Regions from separate parts of the Homo sapiens genome. Here regions 2, 3, 4, 5 and 6 are each linked to region 1. Evidence: chromatin contacts called from ENCODE Hi-C or POLR2A ChIA-PET data. All regions are on one chromosome and are shown on one strand. The core of a region is the stretch at or near the end of the contact, and the rest is flanking DNA. Distances in the headings are between cores, read along the strand shown. Region 1 holds the start of MSL2 (MSL complex subunit 2). Region 2 holds the start of ATR (ATR checkpoint kinase). Region 3 holds the start of XRN1 (5'-3' exoribonuclease 1). Region 4 holds the start of ATP1B3 (ATPase Na+/K+ transporting subunit beta 3). Region 5 holds the start of RNF7 (ring finger protein 7). Region 6 overlaps LOC124909441 (a long non-coding RNA gene).

What was found. Hi-C counts contacts between places; a loop is a spot of excess contacts on that map. ChIA-PET counts read pairs that join two places held with the same protein, here RNA polymerase II (POLR2A). Pooled maps may share reads with other maps.
Region 2: a loop to region 1 is called in a pooled map, with 8 times the contacts of the local background. The contact joins the promoter of ATR here to the promoter of MSL2 in region 1. A Hi-C loop is called at or near these places in 6 of 50 pooled maps.
Region 3: a pooled map shows a loop between it and region 1 (9-fold over the local background). The contact joins the promoter of XRN1 here to the promoter of MSL2 in region 1. A Hi-C loop is called at or near these places in 7 of 50 pooled maps.
Region 4: a loop to region 1 is called in a pooled map, with 11 times the contacts of the local background. The contact joins the promoter of ATP1B3 here to the promoter of MSL2 in region 1. A Hi-C loop is called at or near these places in 9 of 50 pooled maps. POLR2A ChIA-PET finds 5 or more read pairs at or near these places in 2 of 52 experiments (A673 and OCI-LY7).
Region 5: a pooled map shows a loop between it and region 1 (9-fold over the local background). The contact joins the promoter of RNF7 here to the promoter of MSL2 in region 1. A Hi-C loop is called at or near these places in 1 of 37 single-sample maps with no recorded cell type and 6 of 50 pooled maps. POLR2A ChIA-PET finds 5 or more read pairs at or near these places in 1 of 52 experiments (activated T-cell).
Region 6: a loop to region 1 is called in a pooled map, with 14 times the contacts of the local background. The contact joins the enhancer-like site here to the promoter of MSL2 in region 1. A Hi-C loop is called at or near these places in 6 of 50 pooled maps. POLR2A ChIA-PET finds 5 or more read pairs at or near these places in 2 of 52 experiments (B cell and activated CD4-positive, alpha-beta T cell).

Annotation. Positions count from the first base shown.
Region 1 is chr3:136,194,389-136,197,845 of GRCh38, forward strand. It overlaps MSL2 (MSL complex subunit 2), which reads right to left and starts at 1,947. Exons shown (of 2, transcript NM_018133.4): 1 at 584-1,947. The coding sequence starts at 725. RefSeq lists enhancers at 735-804, 855-904, 904-1,650, 955-1,024, 1,651-2,397 and 2 more and a silencer at 1,365-1,754.
Region 2 is chr3:142,576,817-142,580,273 of GRCh38, forward strand. It overlaps ATR (ATR checkpoint kinase), which reads right to left and starts at 1,917. Exons shown (of 47, transcript NM_001184.4): 1 at 1,830-1,917. The coding sequence starts at 1,888. RefSeq lists enhancers at 1,708-1,867, 2,168-2,267.
Region 3 is chr3:142,446,360-142,449,816 of GRCh38, forward strand. XRN1 (5'-3' exoribonuclease 1) reads right to left here and starts at 1,678. Exons shown (of 41, transcript NM_001282857.2): 1 at 1,511-1,678. The coding sequence starts at 1,585. It overlaps ATR (ATR checkpoint kinase), which reads right to left. Exons shown (of 47, transcript NM_001184.4): 47 at 2,876-3,243. The coding sequence ends at 3,070. RefSeq lists an enhancer at 1,396-1,675.
Region 4 is chr3:141,874,683-141,878,139 of GRCh38, forward strand. It overlaps ATP1B3 (ATPase Na+/K+ transporting subunit beta 3), which reads left to right and starts at 1,961. Exons shown (of 7, transcript NM_001679.4): 1 at 1,961-2,228. The coding sequence starts at 2,120. RefSeq lists silencers at 856-915, 1,786-1,915, 2,186-2,755.
Region 5 is chr3:141,736,659-141,740,115 of GRCh38, forward strand. It overlaps RNF7 (ring finger protein 7), which reads left to right and starts at 1,640. Exons shown (of 3, transcript NM_014245.5): 1 at 1,640-1,858. The coding sequence starts at 1,684. RefSeq lists enhancers at 1,183-1,232, 1,273-1,322, 1,433-2,112, 1,673-1,912, 2,113-2,791 and silencers at 1,413-1,672, 1,933-2,112.
Region 6 is chr3:141,310,100-141,313,556 of GRCh38, forward strand. It overlaps LOC124909441 (a long non-coding RNA gene), which reads left to right. Exons shown (of 4, transcript XR_007096119.1): 3 at 1,538-1,657. Among named protein-coding and RNA genes, the nearest start is that of ZBTB38, 57 kb to the right of the region's middle. RefSeq lists an enhancer at 1,541-1,730. Within about 2 kb of position 1,697, at least 29 of the 41 ENCODE cell types and tissues checked have a DNase peak (open chromatin) inside an H3K27ac peak, as active enhancers do; they include B cell, where a contact is called at or near this core.

The DNA of each region.
Region 1 (3,457 bases), core at 697-3,196:
TCTCACCAGCTAAAAAGCACTTCGAGTACCAACAGCCTTCCCCGGCTCGCTGTTAACCGTCAAACCGTCAAAGCATTTGTGGAGGAACCTGGGGCAAAGTTCCGCGCCGGGTTCTCCAGCTGTGGGTTCATCAGCTTAGCCCACCACTCCCACGTAACACCAGTTTGGGGAAATGCAAACACGCCACATGTGCCCACATGTGCATGTTTTGATCATGTTTAACCACTTTTAACCGCCGTAGGTACGTAATCAGCTCCCGCGGCAAAGGTTTAAGAAAAAAAAAAAAAAAGCCTTGTGCATGCATCTTACCCCCACTTAAACCACCACCACCAGATGAACCGAGGCGAATTAAACCATTTTGAACGTTAACGCCGCTGCACAAAGCGGTATGAAAGGGTTCTCTGCCTTTCTGAAACGCCGGGCAAAAGTCCCTCAGCAAGTTTCAAAACTAATGACCGTACAGCGCTGCACAAATAACAAAAGCTTAATACCAACCACCAGGCCGTCAACCCGCTCACGTTACCACTGCCCAGAAGGCTTTTAAAAACAAGCATTGAAAAGGGAACAATAAAAAGCGTCTCACCGCAAACACAGCACGAAAGGGACTGTCGGAAGTAAGGCAAGAGCCTGTTAATCTCAGTAAACGCCTTGGGGTCTCCGGGGTCGTAGTTGAGCACTAGGCGGCTCGCGGAAATGTAGAGAGCAGTAGCATTCACGGGGTTCATTGCAGACACTTCGACACCAATGGCTCCCGGTTGAAAAGAAATTCCGGATCCAACTTAGTAAGCAGCCAGGGAACGATGGCGAATTTGCAACAATTCGGAAGAAATCAGAGCCGAACCATTGGCCAAACAAGTAACCAAAATCCGTGCAAGTTTGTGGAGCTGAAACAATCCTCCCACACATGGGGCCTTGGCGCCCCTCCGTCCCTGAGACTTCCAGACCAAAAATATGAGAGAGAAACCAGCGTTCGAGTTCGTCCGGAGCGACCACAGAGCGCAGAACGCGGCGGCTTGGGCGCTCGGGGCGGGACTCGGAGCTCAGTCTAGCCCCGCGGCTCGGCAGGCGGCCTGCACTCGAGCTCCATCTCCGGACACGGAGGCGCCTCCTCAAGTCGAGCTGGCAGGCGCGGGAGCAGGCCCCGGCCCCGTCTGAGGCGCGGCACGCTTCTCCCGGGCTGCAGGGCCTCTTACTCCATCCCAGTACAGGGCGCGGAGGCGGCGGCGACGGCAAGGACGACGGTCGGGCAGCGGCTTCCCGGATCTAGTGCAAGACGCCGCGGCGGCGACGAAGGTTGATGTTGCGGCTGGCGGACGCCGCCGCCGCGCTCTCCATATCGGACGCGGGGCCCAGACTGCGCCCTGGCTCTCCGCCCCGTGGGTTGCAGCCCGCAGTTCCCCGAGGTGGCGAGGCGGGCGGGAGTCCTCAACCCGGAGGGGAAGGCCGGGGAGGAAGTGCGCGGGCCGCCGCCGGCGGGCGGGAGGGGGCGGGGGGCAAGCCCGGCCGGGCCGCGGCGGCGCCCCTCGCGCCTCAGTCGCACACTCCGGGGTCACCAGACTCAAGCGCCGCCCCCTCACTGCCCGGCCATTTTTTCGGCGCCACACACACAGACGACTCCTCCGCCGAGCACGACGGCCGCCGCCGCCCTCAGCACTCCCCGGCCGCGGAAGGCAAGCGCTCACACCGCCAGGCCCCGCCGCCGCCCAGCGCACACAGCAAGGCCCCGCCGCAGGCCCCTCCCCCGTGCCTCGCCGCCCTCACCCCGACTCCACGCGCCACTCCAGCTCGGTAGGGCCCGGGCTGCTGCGGCCTTAATGGATCCCGCGGGCTGTGTGGCGCCTCAGGCCTCTGCTGGCGGCGACGACGACCGTTACCCCAACGGGCAAAGCCACTGTCATCCCCGAGACTCCCCCGCCGCCGTCGTCGCTAGCGCTCGCACGCATGCGCAGAGCACACTCTCACCCCTCCCCCCTTTCCTCTCCCTTCGCTTCCCTTTTCCCTTGCTTCTCCTCTAACAACCCCCTCCACAGCCTCCCAGAGCTACCGGCTCACTCCACGCATGCGCAAGCTGCTACCTAGCTCCGCCGCCTTTCGCCCTTCCGCGTGCGCTTTGACCGCCCACCCAGAAAACCGGATAAACACATCAGCCTGCTCGCGCCAGTCCCTCACCGCTGCCAACCCACCCTGGGCTCACTGCGCATGCCTGGCTCTCCACTTCGACTCTCAGAATGGAGCATGCTCTCTGCGAGCCGACAGCTCTCTTCGCCCCTCCCCCACGTGCTCTCAAATTCCCTCTCCCAGGCATGTGGGCTGTGGTGAAACATTCGTTAGCTGGCACATCCTTCCCCAGTGTGGGCTGCAGGCTTCCCGCATTACACTGCTTCTGTGCCCGCCAACGCCGGGGCCCGACTTGGTAGCGCCATGTGGCGCTCTGCACTGGCCTGAACGCGGCCTCTCGTCCTGACTGACCGCGGTGTGAGGAAATAGCCGCGCCAGGCCCCAAGCCCCGCCCTCGCGGCCTTTCTCCTGGAACCGCTCATCCCGACCGCGGAAAGGGCGCAGCCTCGGCTGGCTGGCAGGCTCTCGCCGAGCCGGGAAGGCTGCAGTAGTCAACGTGGCTGCGCGCCCAGCAGGCGTGCGGACGGCTTTTGCCGGGTCGGGGCCGCGTTCCGCACCTCTCTGCGGTGGTTCGCAGTCAGAGGGCTCTAAGGCCCTGGCAGGCTGTATGTAAGCGTGGAGGCTCGAACCCACTGCCCCCTCCTACCCGTCGGACCCGCGCTGTTCCCACGGCCTCTGGCCCTTGGACTCGTGCGGCCTCACCTTCATGGGTGCCGATCAGGACTTCACCGAGCTCTCACCGGAACAGAGTCCTGTTTTAAAAACAAAACGAACTCCTTTTTTTTTTTTTTGAAAGACCTAGCTTTTTTAAAAGACCTAGCTCTTCTGTGTGAACAGATGTCTTGAAGAATGCGTGATCTTGCTCTAGAACAAACCCAAATCCTTGCAAATGTTTTGTTTTTTAAAACAAGCTTTTGCCTTTTGTTTTTGCAGGAGATCAAGGGCACTGGGATATAAATAAACAAAAGCCTGACTTAGTAGATGACTTCCCTCCCATCTCAAAGTACAAAACCTTTTTTTGAGTAGCACAAATAGTAACAGGCCATAGGAAGCATTTCTTATCTCTGTACACACCAAAGCTCCTCAGCATAATTTTTCATGCACAGTAGGTACTCTATACGTTTGCAAAGTGAAAATTATGATGCGTGTAAATCTATTGTGGCACATGTTACATATGTACACAGGCACGTATATGGAACATGTAAATGTGGTACGTGTTAGTTACAAGCTGCCACTTGAGGTGAGTAGGAATAGTTAAGATATCAAGGGAACACATATAATCTCGATTTATAATTTCTATTACCATTTGAAGACAGGTTTTTTTTTCACAAGACCTACC
Region 2 (3,457 bases), core at 667-3,166, 6.4 Mb after region 1:
GCAGACTGCTAATAGCAAAAAAACAATAGGACAAAATTTATCTGAGGGACTGAGGAAGAGCAGCCCATAAATTAGAACACTAATATCTTTTTTTTTCAGTAGTCTAATTGCCATAGTCAATTAAGAGGAAACATTTTGGAAGAAAAGGCCTTGAAAGCTTGAATCTGAAACCTAGCTCTGTTATCTGCTAGCTGTGCCTTTGGTTCTTCAACTTCTCTGTCCCTTTTTCTTAAACAGTGGTAACACTTGTTTCATTCTATGTCATGGATATACTATGAAAATTGATTAGCTTTTTTGATTCAAGTAGTTGTAATGAAAAAGCCATGACAATTAAAAACTATTAGACAACTCTCTGTGGGTCAGTTTTTCTATTCTTTCTCTTGGAATAGCTACAAATAAATGAAAGGTAACATAAACTCTACTGATGAAACCGACTATATATAATCCAAGAACCAATTATTTTTATTAACAGGACTCACGGAGGAAGACAGAAGAGGGAAGAGAAGTATTAACCAGTTAATTCTACTTTAAAGCAAAGTGGCAAAAATATACTCAGCTTCACAATGAGCCTGAAAGATGAAATTTGTAAACCAACTTCCTACAATGATCACTTTTCTTCCTCTTCTTTTAGAGAGGTAGAGGTTATTTTATAAACTAAACACAAAGTATACTTGCCACAGATAAGTGGAAAAAATTCACACACTCAAAAATAGTGATGCAGTTACGACAAGAATGGTCCCTTCATTTATCCTTTTATTCATATATTGAGACTAGATTATTTGGATGGCCAACCAGTGGAAATGAACACAACTGCGCTGCAAAAAGAAAGAGAAGTAGCTATCCCATTGGCTTAATGTCAGCTTTGACTTTGTGTGGAAAGTTTTCAAACAGTTTAAGAAATTGGGAAGCAGTTATTCCAAATGATAATTTAACTGCGGTAGCAGCACAAGCTTATTTATTTCTTGTTCGCAGTAGTGTAGAATTAAAACAAACAAAGCAAAACAAGCTCTACCGAGTCTTTAGGCCTGGTTCAGGGAAGCCTGCCTGTGTATTGAAGAGGTGTGAGAGCCATCAACACCTCTCCCTCCTTGTGGTAAGATACTGGTTTTCATGAGGTTTACAGACAACATGCATTTGCAAATGAAATATTAAATTGTCTCCAAATTTTGGCAACACTCTGTGCACGCTGAGATTTTGTGGACCCAGGGGTCTATCTCTCCAATTTCTGACTAAAATAACGGATCGGGAACTGGACGATCAATACGAGGGAGGTCACATCTTCAGTATGTACTATGACTTCACTTCAAAGAAAAAAACTGCCTTTTCCAGCAAGTGATGTCACTTGCAGAAAATGAGAAGCGGTGATTTTCTTTCAAGGGCAGTTTGGGGACAAAATGTAAGGCTAAAAACCAATTCCTCCACGAGTGATCACAAAGAACAGAAACTGATGGGTCAAGTCCCTCGTCTAAGGAAAAAGATTTTCGAGAAGAAAATGAGTGTAGAAAAGTGACCAGAAAGCGATCAGCAGGGACTCTTCCTCCAGCTGCAGGAAGCAAACTCTCGATCGGGGTGAGTGGTAAACCAGGGCCGGCAGACGCCTCTCTCCCCCACGGACCGGCTTCCCGCAGGTTTGTGGCGACTGCCCCATGTGCTATCAACGGGCACTCTGAGGGAGAAGCGCCCAAATCAGCCACGGAGCATCTCCACAAGGGCCGCAGCGGGGGCTTAGGGGATCCCAGCCATAGCGCAGCAGGGGAGGGGAGAGCACGTGAAACCCAAGCCGGAATCAGCGGAGGAGGATGCAGGACCCAGGCTGGGCCTAGCCCTACCTGCCCAGCTCCCGCAGGGCGGGGATCATGGAAGCCAGCTCCAGGCCATGTTCCCCCATGCTGAGGCTGCGAGGCACTAGTCAACCACGCCAACGCGGGTTCCCGGCGTCTCCAAAGCTACCGCTGCCGGAAGAGCGCGGCGCCCGACGGAGCCGTGTGGAGGCCAAAACTCCTCCCGGAAGCCGCTACTGGCCCCGCTTGCCAGGCCCAGCGTCTTTTCTGCATAGGACCCGGGGGAAGCCGGGAAGCCGTTAGGGGGCGGGGCAAGCGGGCGGGCGTGCGTCGGTCAAGTTTCCCGGGTCGCGTCAGGCTTCTTTCTCAGCACCGAGCGAGCGACGTTCGTGAAGCTTTCGTTTTGAGCGGCCAGACTCTGCTGTTCTCAAGCCTGGGAGGCACAGAGAAGCAAGACTTCCGCATCGGGGGAGGATAGGGCTTGAGGGCCGCCAGCCCAGACTCGCTTCACAAATGTGAGAACTATGACAGTCCAGCGAGTAAAGGCCAAGAGTAAACTCCAGGTTTCCCCAGAGTAACGCTCTCACATTTTAAAAGTTCCTCACGTTCCCACCGCTCTTGTCCCTCTTTCTGAGAGATACAGGCCAAAAGGTGGGCTCTCCCTGTTTTTTTCCTTTTAAGCATTTTTTTTCAACTTGAAGTCACTGTTAGGTTTCGTTGAGGACCCTACCAACTTTTAATATTTGAAAATGGGGTTGGAATATATTTGTGTCTCATCAAATCAGCAACAGTACTGTGTGTGGAAATGCCACCATTACGGGCATCCGCAACCTGTGATTTAATTTTTAAAGTAAATCAATGGATTTTGGCAATACACATTTTCTAGCTCAACTCAATTTATTGGAAAGATGACCACCATAAGAGATTGTTGACATGTCAAAGTTATGTAGTTAATCACTCAAAGTCATGCAGTATGTTTACATTTGTTCTTTGGTACATGAGGATAGTTAACCGATACAGTATCTTAAAGAAAAAAGTGATGGAATGACAGCCAAATATGCTCTTGCCTCAAGAACTTTGCATTTGCTGTACTCTCTGCCTTGAACACCACTCTGTCATTGCCCTTTTTCCTTCAGGTGTTTGCCAAATTAACACCAAAGAGCCTCATATAGACTAACATATATACACATTCTGTCTCACCCTCTTTTTTTTGTTAGATACATTGTCTTACTCTGTTGTTCAGGTTCTAGTGCAATGAATGTTGCAATCATAGCTCACTGCAGCCTCAATCTCCCAGGCTCAAGCGATCCTCTCACCTCAGCCTGGGCTCAATTGATCCTCCTGCCTCAGCCTCCTGAGTAGCTGGGACTACAGACATGCCACCACGCCTGGCTAATTATTTTTTGTAGAGACAAGGTCTTGCTATGTTGCCCAGGCTGGTCTCAAACTCTTGGCCTCACACGCTCCTCCCACCTCAGCCTTCCAAAGTACTAGAATTAGAGGTGAGAGCCACCACACCCGGACATACTATATTATTGTCTCTCTCCAGTTAGAGTGTAAGCTCTTGGAGAGCAAGGTCTTGTCTATTTTGTTCACTCTCAGATACCCAGGACCTAAAACTGTGCCTGGCACATAGGTGGTGTTCAGTAAACATTTGTTGAATGAATCACTGAATG
Region 3 (3,457 bases), core at 428-2,927, 6.3 Mb after region 1:
AAAATTTATTTACAGTGAAATTTAAAAATAATTCTCCTCCCAGTTTCTATATAAAGCTTTCACAAAACCTATCCTTAGTGTCCATGTCATAAAACTGCATTAAAGAGATTTTCATTCTTCAGTAACAAAATTCCTCAGGATGGAGAGAATCTAAGATATTTTCACCAAACCAAATTCTGTGCCACAGACTACAGAATAAAAATATTACTGAACAAATTATGTATTAAATCATCACGAATAACAATCGCATTATTTTTGCACTTTAGAGATAAAGTGACTGATATATAGCAGGTACTGACTGAAGGATGCAAGAAAAGCCAAAGTTGGTTGTCTCCATTTCTGCAATGTACTGGTTTCCTTTTTAGCCCTCCCCGGGGGAAAAAAATACCTCTCTAAACCTAACTCAATCTATGTTTCAAATAAATTCAAGATAAGCTAACCTTGGAAACTTTTTGTAGTCTATTTCTCATCTACCAAATCTGATTGGAATCCAGCAACAAAAACTCCTTTCCAGAAGTAAACTACCTTCATGTTCGTAAATGCCGATTAAACCATAATTTAATAGGCTATTTACAATACTACCCATCACAACTGATTCAATCAGCTACACAAATTTCAAGCTTTTTTTCTGTAAAGCATCAGAAAAGAGATCAAATTCATTAAATGTGACAAACACCAAAGTATCACCCAAAGTCTAGTTTACCTAATAGACGACTGCTTTCTCCTCTCTTTCCACAGTTCCAATATATAAACTACGTTTTCGGAATCTACACATTAACGTTGTCCTGGGGTCAGTACATGCCAAATATTATTAGTAGTATTAATGTTCTATCAATTCGTTTCCCAACCCCCTCTGTCACACAGTGAGGCCTCCAAATAAAAGGTCCTACGCCCCACTCCCCAGCTGGCCCAAGAGTTTTTTGTTTTGGCAACAGGGGATTGGTGCTGCTTTTGAAATAACAGAAAGTAACAAAAGGCATCACCAATATGACCATCAGCCACGTCGGAAAGTCTAGGCTCCGGGGGCCGGGTGGGCCGCGCTCTAGATCAGGGAAAGTAAACAAGGTGACTGCGTGCGGAAGCGGCTGTTATCGTCTGTAAGTGGGTCTGCCGCTCTGGGTGGGATGGGGGAACCTACGAGGACACCCACTCCAGCTTCGCAGCCTCTGTAAGGAAAAAGGCAACTTGCAGCTCCCCGGGAGGAAACCGGAGAACAGTAAAAGCGTTCTTTCCCAGGACTTCATTTCGGAGTCGCGGAAGGACCAGCAGAAGCAAGAGCTGTCAGAGAAGCCGTGAACCCAGCGGCTCTGTCCACACACAGGCAACCTGCGTCCTTAGCCCCTTTCGGCTCATCCGGGCGTCCTCAAACCTTCCGTCCCCCTCCCTAATGCCACTAATCGTCCAGACGACGAGGGGAAAGAGGTGGCTCGAAAGCCCCAGCTCTAAGGTGGAGAGGGCCGCGGAGCCCCGGGTCCTCGGCTTTCTGAGCCGTTGCCCCTCGCTCACCCACCTGATGCTCTTTCACCACTTCGCTGAGACAGGGATACCGCTCTGAGATCCATCTGTAAAACTTGGGGACTCCCATTTCGATCGTCAACACTAATCCCAGTCAGGGCCAAACCGAAACCAAACGCCCCGCCGGGGCTCCGCCGCAGCCTCCGGTCGTCGCTCCGCGGATGACAACACACCGCCCGGCCGACCATAGAGAGCGCCCGGCGGGCCTAGAGCGGCAGGATCCGAGGCCGTCCGAGGGGCGGGGCTTAGCCCTCCGGGCCTCGCGCGGCCGGGGCCGCGGTACTGTCCAGTGGCGGTCAGGGAATCTGCGGAGGTTTGCTGGTGTGTTGCAACTTAGGGGCGAAAATGCCCCATGATAGAGTTGTGCTTTCTAAGTGGATTTGGAAGTGGCATGAAAACCGTACGAAGGTGTGGGAAGGGTATCGAACACTGATTTTTGTTCCGCTTGTCTCCTAGGGTTGCTAATCTCAGTATTTTTCATTCAGATTTCGAAAGATCTGGTGATTTACTTGGCTTAGTTTGTTGTTTTGTCAATAATTTTTTTTCTCTGAGGAATTTAAACTTACGTTTCTTAATACATACGTTTAAAAACGTTCTTTTCCAAATTGTTCAAAAAAATTTCCCATGTACCCGCCCCCCGCAACTGTTAACATAAGACCTTGGATACGAAATCATTTAATGTTTAGTTTTGACATTCTTGCATCCGGGTTTATCATATTTTTCCCCATCACACTTTCAACCGCACAGCAAAGGAGAGTTCTATCAACTTAAGTGAAATTATCAGTTTTAAATGTAAGAGTTTTCCACTTATTTGAATGTATTAACCCGTTACTTTGTATTTAAGTCTTCTGGATGAAAACTTACAGAAAAACCTTAAACATTTAATACTTTTTGGATTTTAAGATCTCAGGAAATGTTAAGTATCGCTGTCTTTCATGACCACTGGATTCTGCATTCTGGGACTGCAGTATGGCAGCATCACACAAATTACAGAATGTTTATTTCGTTTTCACATTCACGCTTCTTGGCTTATATTTTTTCCCTATCACACTTTAAAACAAAGTTTTATTAAGTGAACTTAATGATATGCTATTTATATTTATATATCTCTCTTACTAGACTGTCACTTCCTGGAGGGCAGGAGAGGGTAGCTCTATGCACAAGTCTGGCACAACGCCTTGCCCACAGTATTTATTCCATATAATTTTGTTCTTCAAGTGAATCCTTACAATAGCTAGGACTTTTAAAAGGAAATCAATAGAAGTTGTAAAATGAAATTAGACTTGCTTGTTTCTTGCAAATATAGTTTTTGACCATAAGAACACATGATATTCTATTTCTCCAATTATAATGCACAGTATGTATTAAGAAAGCAGTTTATTTCTTAATAACTGAATGTATATTATTTTACATATAATTAATGATCAGAGAGAAATAACAGTTGCTGAGAACGTAAATTTATGTTGTACTTTAGAATTGAACAGATACAACCACAGATTCATACCAAATGCATTACTTTTAGATTATTAACATATTCTTTTACATAATTTCATTTCACATATATGGAGTCCAACCAAGATACATCTGGCATAGTAAGTTTTCATCAGTAGCTTCCTGTATAAGGTAATGCACATGTCCTTCAATAGATAACGGCAGTCCTGTCACTCTATTTCGAGTCTTGATTACACCTTGTAGTCGCTGCTCAATGTCAAGAACATGGGTCTTGGCCTAAAAAGAAGAAACATAAAACCAAAAACAGATGTTAATAATTTGGAATTACTACCTTTCTTTATATTTTGACATTTAATAAATGTTAATACCATTTTACTGACCAATACCCCTTTTGTAAGAGCAAATACAGGAAAAGAAGAAATTAAACAAATACAGTTAGCTTGTGATACTGATTTGGAGGCTCGCAAGATTGATTCAACATCAACTGCTT
Region 4 (3,457 bases), core at 711-3,210, 5.7 Mb after region 1:
ATGAAAAAGCCTGTTATCAACTCTACCAGTATTTTAGGTTTCCTCTAACCTGTAGTTATATTTGTAATGAGTTGAAAATAGTTAACTACTTCCATTCTTTTTTTTTTTTTTTTTTTTTTTTTTTTTTTTTTTTGAGACGGAGTCTTGCTCTGTCGCCCAGGCTGGAGTACAGTGGCGGGATCTCGGCTCACTGCAAGCTCCGCTTCCTGGGTTCACCCCATTCTCCTGCCTCAGCCTCCCGAGCAGCCGGGACTACAGGCGCCCGCTACCACGCCCGGCTAATTTTTTTGTATTTTTAGTAGAGACGGGGTTTCACCGCGTTAGCCAGGATGGTCTCGATCCTGACCTCCTGATCCGCCTGCCTCGGCCTCCCAAAGTGCTGGGATTATAGGCGTGAGCCACCGCGCCCGGCAGGTAACATTCTTTAGTTCTTTCAATCTTGCCTATGATTTAAAGAAGTGCATTCCAGTCTGCTTGCATGGTGCTTTGCTATTTCTAATACTCATTTCATGCCAAACTCTCCAACATGCTTCTACAAATCTTTTGGTGTCATTAGCTCAAAACGTAAATGGATTTTGGTTATTTTCAATGTCATAATTATAAATTTAGCTTTTTTAAGCGTGAAAAAAGCACTTTATAGGAATATATTTTACCACTTTTCCATTTGTGGGAGGTATAATTCATTATTTCTTGCTTTGGTAAGAAAAGTGAGGAAAAAGGAAAATTCATCCATTTGCAGGCTGTTTAAACTTCCAGACAGATTATAATTCATCACTCCAAACAATAAGATGGCTATTACATTTCTCCATAATTTTTATTTGCTAATAAAACGGAGGCAGAGCTTTTTTCTAAAAATAAATAAATAAACAACAACAACAACAACCTCCCCCACCCCGCACCTTCTGTGCAAATTCCTATAAAGTCTTTTATCCTGTCGCTGAGTCTGAGGGCACCCCCCCTCCCGTACTCGTCAGCTCCATCTCGCGGAGGAAAACGCTACCGGCACCCTCAGCTCCGCCCAAGGGCCGCGATCTCTACAGGGGAGATGAAAAGCCGGCGACACTACACAGGCGTGGACCCTCCAACGAGTGTTCCTTTCCTGTGGGTTAAGAGTAGGAGCGTCTGGGCAAAAGCTGGGAGCTTTCAGTTGCCAGGACCCTTGGGAAAGCACGTATTTAGATTTCATTGATAAATTCAACTGAATCCCGAGAAAAATTATACTCCATTCACTGGCATATTTAGAACGGAATTCCCATTGACCCGAGGCTCCCGGTTGAACCCTTCAAGGGAGCCAAGCGAGGACGTTCTCAGAACAGCAGTGCACCGTGTACATTGTGGGAGCCCCGCGCGATCCCCCGCAGAGCGTCCTGTAGGAACGTCACAGAGCCCAGAGAGCGTCCTGTAGGAACGTCACAGAGCCCAGAGAGCGTCCTGTAGGAACGTCACAGAGCCCAGAGAGCGTCCTGTAGGAACGTCACAGAGCCCAGAGAACGCCTGGGGACGGTCGGGGAGGCAGTTCGGGGAGGGGACGATTAAGTTCCCTCAGAGAGGAAGCCGCGGGCCGACTGGAGTCGTTTTCGTGCTCTCCGCACCCGCCCGCCGCGGGTAGCATCTTCTCAGCGCCCCGGCGCCCAGGAACGCCCAGGAAACCCAGTCCTCCTCCTAAGCAACCTGCGGCGCGGGGACGCCCGCCTTTTGCTATTATTATAAACGTGCGTGCGACTAAACCTTCGGATTTTTAGACTTTCTTCTCGCTTCCTCTGACCCAGGCTGAGGGAGCCCCCGAGGCTACTGCGGGGCGGGGCCGGGGCGGGGTGGGGCGCCCTCGCCGCCTCAGGCAGCGCCCCGGCCGCTGGCGGGAGGCGGCAGCGGCGCGGGCCGAGCGGCGCGGGGATTGGCTGCGGCGGGCGGAGACGTCAGGCTCCCGCGGCCCAAGCGGCCGCCCGGCGCGGCGCGGCGCAGTCGGCTCGAGTACTCCCCGTAACGAGGAGGTGTTCTCGGCCGTCCCACCCTTCACTGCCGTCTCCGGGCTGCGCCGCCGGAGCCGGGACGCGCCTCCGCAGCCCTCGCCGCCTCCATCCCCGCGGCCGCAGCTCCTCTCGCCGTCCGCGCGCACACCATGACGAAGAACGAGAAGAAGTCCCTCAACCAGAGCCTGGCCGAGTGGAAGCTCTTCATCTACAACCCGACCACCGGAGAATTCCTGGGGCGCACCGCCAAGAGCTGGGGTGAGCGGGCAGCAGCTGGGCGTCCGGGGCCGGCCTCGGTCCCGGGGGCGCCGGGCGCGGTCTGGTGGGAACGGAAAGGCGGGAGGCGGCTCCCAGCGCCGGGGCTCCCGACCGCCCGACCCTAACCCGGGCGGCGGCGGCGCAGTGCGGCCCCATTCATTGCTCCCCGGGCCGGCCGGACTGGCCGCAGCTCGCTCCCGAAGCAGCGGGGCCCGCGGGCAGCCCGGCCGGGCCGCGCTGGTTCCTCCCTCCCTGCTGGGAGCGGGGCGCACGTGCTGCCCGGGCCTCCCGCCCGGCGCGGCGCCGGAAGCCGGGGACCCCTGCCCGAAGCCGGGCCCCGAGAGTGCAGGAGCCGAGCCCCCGGGCCTCCTTTGTACGGAGCGCTCCGGCCCGAGAGGCCCTGGCGGAGGCGCCCGGCCCGCTGAGCGGTTCGGAGAAGCCAGACCCTGCCCCACTCCAGGGGAGAGGAAATTTCCACTCCCGCCGCTATCTTGTGACTCGTCCACGCTGCCACCCCGACCGGTCGGAAGAGTGCGACTGAGTGTTAAGTGTGGGTGTGGGTTGCTTAAACGTGTAGCGGTGAGTTAATCACAGAAGTACATTGTACAAGAAAATGCACTTGAATTTGGACAGTGAAAAGGCCCTTAAAAAGGTTGGTTCCTCCCGGATTCCTTTTTAATTACAGAGGTTTTCTTCCTTACAAATTTGCTTCTTTGGGGAAAGTAAATCCTGTCTGAACAACACAGGTTTTTTTTTTTTTTCCCGTGTCTTCAAAACAGGAGAGTGATGGTTGTATGTTAGCAGATTTTTTCTATGCGTGAGCTCTTTGTTTTAATATATTTAAACCATCTACCGTGTAGAGTAGCTTTAGGATGCCTTTTTTTCCTAAAATTGTATCAATCTCTGAATGCAGGCTAGAGCTTTTTTTTTTTTTTGCCTTTATACTTAAGTAAACTAATTTTACCTTTTTAAATCCTTTTGAAACATTTTGTTAGTGGGTCTTGAAAGACCATTTCTTTCTGAGTGGGAATAAATCTCGAGAGCTTAGAACTATTTGGGCACAACATTTTTAGGATAAGCATGGAGAAATAAGCTGTGACTCAGAAAATAAACTGTTGGTGCAGACTGAAATGGACTCCTTCAGGGTGAAAAGGCGACTTGAAGTCTTATCACAAGCTGAAAGGGGCCTTGGAGGATTTTTAGCCCAACCCCCACTTTAGAGATGAGAA
Region 5 (3,457 bases), core at 390-2,889, 5.5 Mb after region 1:
TTGCTCTCTCCACTGGCCCTGAAGACCTCCCATGTTCCCCCAGTTCAAACTTCACCTCTCTCATGAGGCTTTCCCTCACTGCATCCTCTACCTCTCTCATGAGGCTTTCCCTCACTGCATCCTCTACTCTCTCATGAGGCTTTCCCTCACTGCATCCTCTACCTCTCTCATGAGGCTTTCCCTCACTGCATCCTGTACCCTCACAGCCCTTAACACACCACTCAACAAATACGCATTTGCATCTAACCAAATGTGACCCTGTGTCCATATTTATGTTTCTGTATATTAATGCATTCTTGTTTCCCCTGCCAGGCTCCATTAGTCTGGTTAGCTTTTGCCCAGGTATCAGGAAATGAGGGGATGGGGAGAGGCTCAGAATCCAAACTTGACAGAGTAGCTGTCCACCACTAGGTGATGGTGGGGTCAGGCATCTCCTTAGGCTGGCTGTGCTTCTGTTTTCTTTTCAATGGAGATACCGGCTTTCTTGGAAACACATGTGATGGTGGGCTAGCCGTAGAAGCACTACTATAATAACGATGTGATCTTTGTCATTTCACTTCTTCAGACCTCATTAGTCCTACATATAAAAAGAGGAAGTTAAACTAGCTCAAATGTACTGAGCAGAAGGAATGGAGACTGTGCAGCTGAGGGAGCGGGGCCTGAAAAATAAGTGTGGGTTGTGTCGCCACACACCGGGACTCCTGGGATCCCGACCTCTTTTAGCGGTCAAAAGAGGGCAAACTAGTTGCCTAACAATATTTAGAGCTATTTCTCTCTTTTCACTCTCATTCTACGAGTGTACACCGGAGTTTCTAGCAACTACATGGTATGTGAAGTCATCCCTCTAATGATAACCTGTAATGAGGTTACTACTGTGATTTTTAATGAATACATTTTAAAATGTTTTAATTTCTTCAAAAGCAAACATTAATCTCTACATATGTGTGTATACATATACAGGAAATGTATGTATATATGAATATACATATATTCATTGTATATGTGTATATATATTCATACATAATATGTGTGTGTGTATATATATATATATTTACACATTTCCTACATAAATAAAAGTTCTTTAAGGTCCTAATAATTTTTAAGTGAAAAGGAGTCCTGGGACCAAAAAGTTTTGAGAATCACTGAACCAGATTTCTAGATCTTTAAGATCATTTATTCACTCAACAAATAATTGTGCCTCCTGTGGCCAGGCATTTTGCAGATACGGAGGATAATGTGGTGATAGCAACATGTTTCCTGCTCTGATAGAGTTTTACATTTGGGAGGGAAGAGACAAACGAATAAATTAACAAGATAATTTCTGAGAGCAGTAGGTTTAATGAAGCCGTAAAGCAGGACACATATCCCTGCACAATCTGTGCGCCTGCTCAGACGTAACACCCCGCAGCGCAGCAGGCAGATTCAGCGGCGTCGCCCCATAAGGGCCCGAGCCCTCTCAGTTGGCCTAGGACGGCGAGGGCGGGGCCTGCCCGCCCCCCTGGCGCTGGCGTCAGGTGACGTCACTGTGCCGCGCCAGCCAATCGTGGGCAGCCGGGGTCTAGGCACCACGGTGGCTGGCGGCCTGCGGGCGGCGCTGTGGCCCGTCGGGCGGCTCCACAGAGCCGCCCTAGCCTTCCGCCTTCCCCAAGCCAACGTCTCCGCCGTCGGCTCCGCGGCGCCGCCATGGCCGACGTGGAAGACGGAGAGGAAACCTGCGCCCTGGCCTCTCACTCCGGGAGCTCAGGCTCCAAGTCGGGAGGCGACAAGATGTTCTCCCTCAAGAAGTGGAACGCGGTGGCCATGTGGAGCTGGGACGTGGAGTGCGATACGTGCGCCATCTGCAGGGTCCAGGTGATGGGTAAGCGCTGCACGCGAGTCCAGGGCCGCCCTGCGGCCTCCGGGAGCCGACCTCGGGGTTGGGAAGGGACGGGCGTCCGTCAGAAGCCTCGGAAAGTGCCCTGCCTGGGAGAGTGGGTGGAGGTCGCCCTGCCCCGGCGCCGGAGGAACGCGGAGCCACGCTCCTGCTGCGGCTCCTGAGGGCTGCGGCCGCCGCCTGGGGCTGCGGGGTTGTGCAACAGGCGCCCTGCGCCGGGTGGTTGGTGTTCTAGGGAGAGAGACGGGCAATAAACGGAGTTAAACAAGGTAATTTCAGGTAGTGATGGGTGTGACCAAGAAAGTAAAACCGGGTGATTGTTGGGAACTAGCAGGAAACACTTCGGTTTGTGTGTCCAGCCCCAGCCCCACCTCTAAAAGCTCAACACAAGGTGGTCAGGGTAAAGGCCGTGATTCAGCAGTGAACTTTAATAGTCTTGGTCACCACCAAAGTGATGCTCCAGAGTCATCTTCCACAAAACGACACCCTTAGTTCTCCTCGAGGGACGCAGGAAAGTGTTCATAGCCATTGCATTTCCGGATTAGCTTACCGCCGCTCTTCGAATGGCTTTTAAATCTGGATTGATTTAAGACGGGTCAGATAGCACTAGCGTGGCTTGAAGGGAACAGTGTGGTTCAAGAATATCTAAGTTTCATGGAAGCTGAAGAATTGTAAGCCCTTTTTTCAGAAACGTAAAACTTCACCTCCATCACACCCCCCTCTCCATATTGGATGCCATTTCCTGGAGAAGATACTGTGCTGCTCTGAGTCATGCCTTTGTGGAGAACCCTCTTACAAATATGTCTTCTTTCTGTGATATTTTGAGTTAAAATATTAGACCAAGTGAAACTTTTCAGAACAGCTTAATCTTGTTATATTTTATATGGTTCTAAGAACTCAGACCACTTTGAAAAGCAGGTGCTATTTAAATGCAAGTTGTATTTTCAGATAGGGCATTTAAAATTACTATGAGACCCTCTTCAGTGGAATTCTTTATTGAGGGTAGTTAAAGAAAACGGACATTTCTATCGTTTGAAAACTGTGACTTGTCTTGAAAAATGAGAGAATTGGAGAACATACAGAGAATTGCTCACCTTAAGGGGGGTGAGACTGTAAACATACCAGAATCAAGAGATTTCGCAGTTTATGCTCTTTTGTCTTTTATTCCTAAGGGCTTGTTTCAAAGAGGATTTACAACAATTGGATTCAGATATTTTTATCTTTCTCTTTTGAAAGACCTTGATATTAGACATGACCCACTTATTTTACATGGATCACTTGAGCCCAGGAGTTTGAGACCAGCCTAGGCAACATCGCAGGACCCTGTCTGTACAATTAAAAATTAAAATAAAAAGCTGACCAGGCATGGTGGCCTCCAGCTACTCTGGAGGCTGAGGTGGGAGGATCCCTTGAGCCCAGGAGGTCGAGGCTACAGTGAGCCTTGTTCCTGCCACTGCCACTGCCACTATACTCCAGCTTGGGTGACAGAATGAGACCCTGTCTCAGCAACAAACAAACAAAACATATGAGGCTTTAAAAGTATCTAGTTTATTTGCCAGCAATACAGCTGCCCCTACCCCCACT
Region 6 (3,457 bases), core at 447-2,946, 5.1 Mb after region 1:
TTTTTATTTTTAGTAGAGACAGGGTTTCACCGTGCTAGCCAGGATGGTCTCGATCTCCTGACCTCGTGATCCGTCTGCCTTGGCCTCCCAAAGTGCTGGGATTACAGGCGTGAGCCACCGCGCCCAGCCCCAAGCATCATCTTTGAAGCAGAGAGTAAGCCTTCACCAGTCCAGTCCTTGATCTTGGACTTCCTTGCCTCCAAAACTGTAAACAATATATTTCTGTTACTTATAAATTACCTAGTCTAAGGTATTTTGTTAGAGCAGCCTGAATGAGCTAAGACAGAGGGCAATCAGGAAACTGATGTTCTGATCTTCTGGTGAGGTTCTTAACCAGGGCCCGACATATGGGTTTCAATTTTGCTTTCAAAACAGTGTGGATGTAAAGATGTGTGTTTATCCAGGAAGAGGGTTCACAACTTTCTTTGGATTCTCAACAGAATTCAGCACACACGAAATATTATGTTCAGAGCTACTGCTCTGGGAATAAGAACCTCAGCAAACACATTTCAGATAAGCAAAGCCCTTGTCTGAATTCAAGCCCATTTCTATCTCCCTCCCATCAAGCCAGAGTGGCAGAAGATGACTAGGAAGAGTCAGAGGACCTTAGAGGAGGTGGATGTAGCCAAGAGAAAGGATAAAGGCTGAGCTGTTTGAAGTTTCCAGAGAGGACTGAGGAAGTCAACCTGGGTCCTTCTTGTGTGGAGGTCACACTTCGCCCAAGATAGCAGAGGCCGTTTAAACTGAGATGGATATATTTACCCTTTGTTTGATGCCAGGAGTATGTGATCATGAATTGTTATGTGGCTGTGTGTACTACATACCGGTGTGTTCACAAGGGTAGGTATAACTGAGCTGTGTGCATAAGTGAACGAGTGGCCTTTGGGTTTAGTGTGAGCATCTGAATGGTTTGGTGAAGGGATGTGCACGTGCATCTTTAACCATTTACCCATCAAGCCTCTCATTAAGTTAAGACAGGTTACGGAAAAGAATTCCACTAGGTGAGAGTATCTGCAGACAGGCCTACAGCCCACACCAGAAAACTGGGAATCCTCAACTCGCCCCACTCCCTGATCCCTCATCATCCACTGAATCCATGCTGCCACTCCCACCATCAGCCCCCATCAACTCTCCCTGGGCTGCTGCTCAGCCTTCAATGGCCTCCCCCAAAACCCTTCTGAATGAACTGCAGCAATAGTGATGACGGTAAAATGACTTTTGGGTCACAGCGCGTCTCCCCTGAAGCGAACAACGGCTTTCCATTGTCGGAGGATACTGCCCATCTCCTCAGTCTGACTCGAGGGCTCTTTCAAGGTCGACTCTGGGGTAGTGAGGTCCCCGGCTTTGGGCGCGTCTCCCCTCAGTCGGCTCGTATCCCACACCCCTTCCCCCTTGGATGCCTCGTTCTCTGGGGCCCTTTGGCGCTGCCCCTGCGTCCCCATCATGGAAACTACCACCTGCTGCCTAACTGCCAGACGCAAAAGTGCCCAAGCCTGTCTCTCACGTTCCACCCCATAAACCTTCCCCACCCGACCAGAAGCCAGAGAGACCACAGGTCGAAGCAGGACCACGCAAGGACGCGCACGCCTCTTTCCCACGCCGCAGAGCGATAGAACCCGCAACAGGAAAACGGAAAGGCCGTGCGCCGGAAGAACAGGTAGGGACTACGACTCCCAGAAGCCTCTTGACAAGGACTACATTTCCCAGAAAGCTCCGCGCGGTTCCCACCCCGGAACTGCCTCTGCTTTCGAAAGCGGAAGGCGGGCCAACCGGGCAGGGAACAGGGTTTCTGAAGGGATAGACCGGTGGGCGGTGTCGCCGGGTGTCTACCTCCAGGGGTCGTTCGTGAGCCAGAGAAACCCGGACTTAGGAAGGAAGGGGCCTGGCCACAGCCCTTCCGCTGTTGGCTGTGCATTGCCCTTATTCCCAGCTCATTCTCTGTCGTTGAGTCGAGCAAGGAGGGTCAGACAGAACCAGGTCCACCACGTTTGTGTCTTTCCGCCAGGTGAGACTTTTACTGATGCTATTCCAGTCATAAAAGCCAGGAGCTACATGGAGTTCCCAAGGAGGCAATTCCCCTAACACTACCCGCTCACTCGCTCACTCCGTAGTCAGAGCCATAGGCACACAGGCTTCAGCCACTACACCAAGTCAGTATTGCAAAGCATACAAAATAGTCTACTTAGTCAACATGTTAAATGTTGTAGATTAAATATTCCACATCAAGCAGGGTAACATTTAACATCAAGAGCAAAGGAGATAGATAGGAAAAGGGGTTAACAAACTAGTCCCAGGAGAGACAAGGTGTCCTGGCCTCAATGTCTTGCAAGGAAGAGTCTTTGATGTGGGCAAAGCCTTAGGCAGCAGATGCCGGGTGTTTATCATGGGCGACAGCAAGATAGGGTCTGTTAAGACGGCCATTTAGAGCTAGAGAAGTCCTGCTCTTTTTATGGCCACGGGGGTCTTCTGGTGACGACTGATAGTGAAGGAGTGTGCCTGTTTATGCCCGTATTTGGTTGGATACACTCTTTTTTGGTTAGGCGAACATCGGGACTCTGTTGGCATGATGCCTTTTGAAACGTAAAGTGGAGTCTTTTGCTAAGATGGAGTTACTTATGTCAAGGGTGTTCTATACACTCCCTCTGCCTGCTCTGGCTTTGCCTGTGGCCAGTACTTGCTCTCTGCCCACCTCTTGGTGTCTCTAGGGGGTAGAGGCTGGTGGCTAGATGGTCTGTCCCTCGCCCTTATCTCCAGTCCTGCATTGCTTATCTGCCGCTTGGAGGCGGTGACCATCTTGACTCTAAGAGCCAAACCCACAGAGCCCTACATGTGAGTTCCACAGCTCTTCTACTTCTGGCTGTGGCTGTCGGAGGAGGGGCTTCAGGCGGTGGAGACAGGCGTGGACAGTAGCTGGGGGGTGGCGGGGAGATCTGTGGCTCCTGATCTGCCACCTCTGTTCCCAAGAAGATAATTTTCCTGTGGCCTGGGCTCATCCAGCTTATCTTCTCAAATGCCTGAGTTCTGTAGGTGGCCGGCCTTCTTCCTCACTTCCTCCACTCCCAGCCTTATCCCTCAGACCCTAGCAATGGGCCCCATGGCATATTTTCACCTTTCCCCTTTAGAGCCACTTAGAGGACCTGTCGAGAAATAGACGTAACTGGATGAACTAAAACAAGGATGAGGCAGAAACAACTTTCCATAAGACATGTCCACCAGTGTGCCATGTCAGTTTACCGTAACCATGGCTACACCCGGGAGTTCCCGCCTCTTTCCATGGCAATGACCCGATGACGCAGAAGTTACTCCCCTTTTCCTAGAAAATTCTGCATAAACCAACACTTAATCTGCATGCAATTAAAAATAGGTATAAATATGACCATAGAACTGCCCTGAGCAGCTACTCTCTGCCTATGGGGTAGTCCTGCTCTGCAGGATCAGTCATGGAGCTGTAACACTG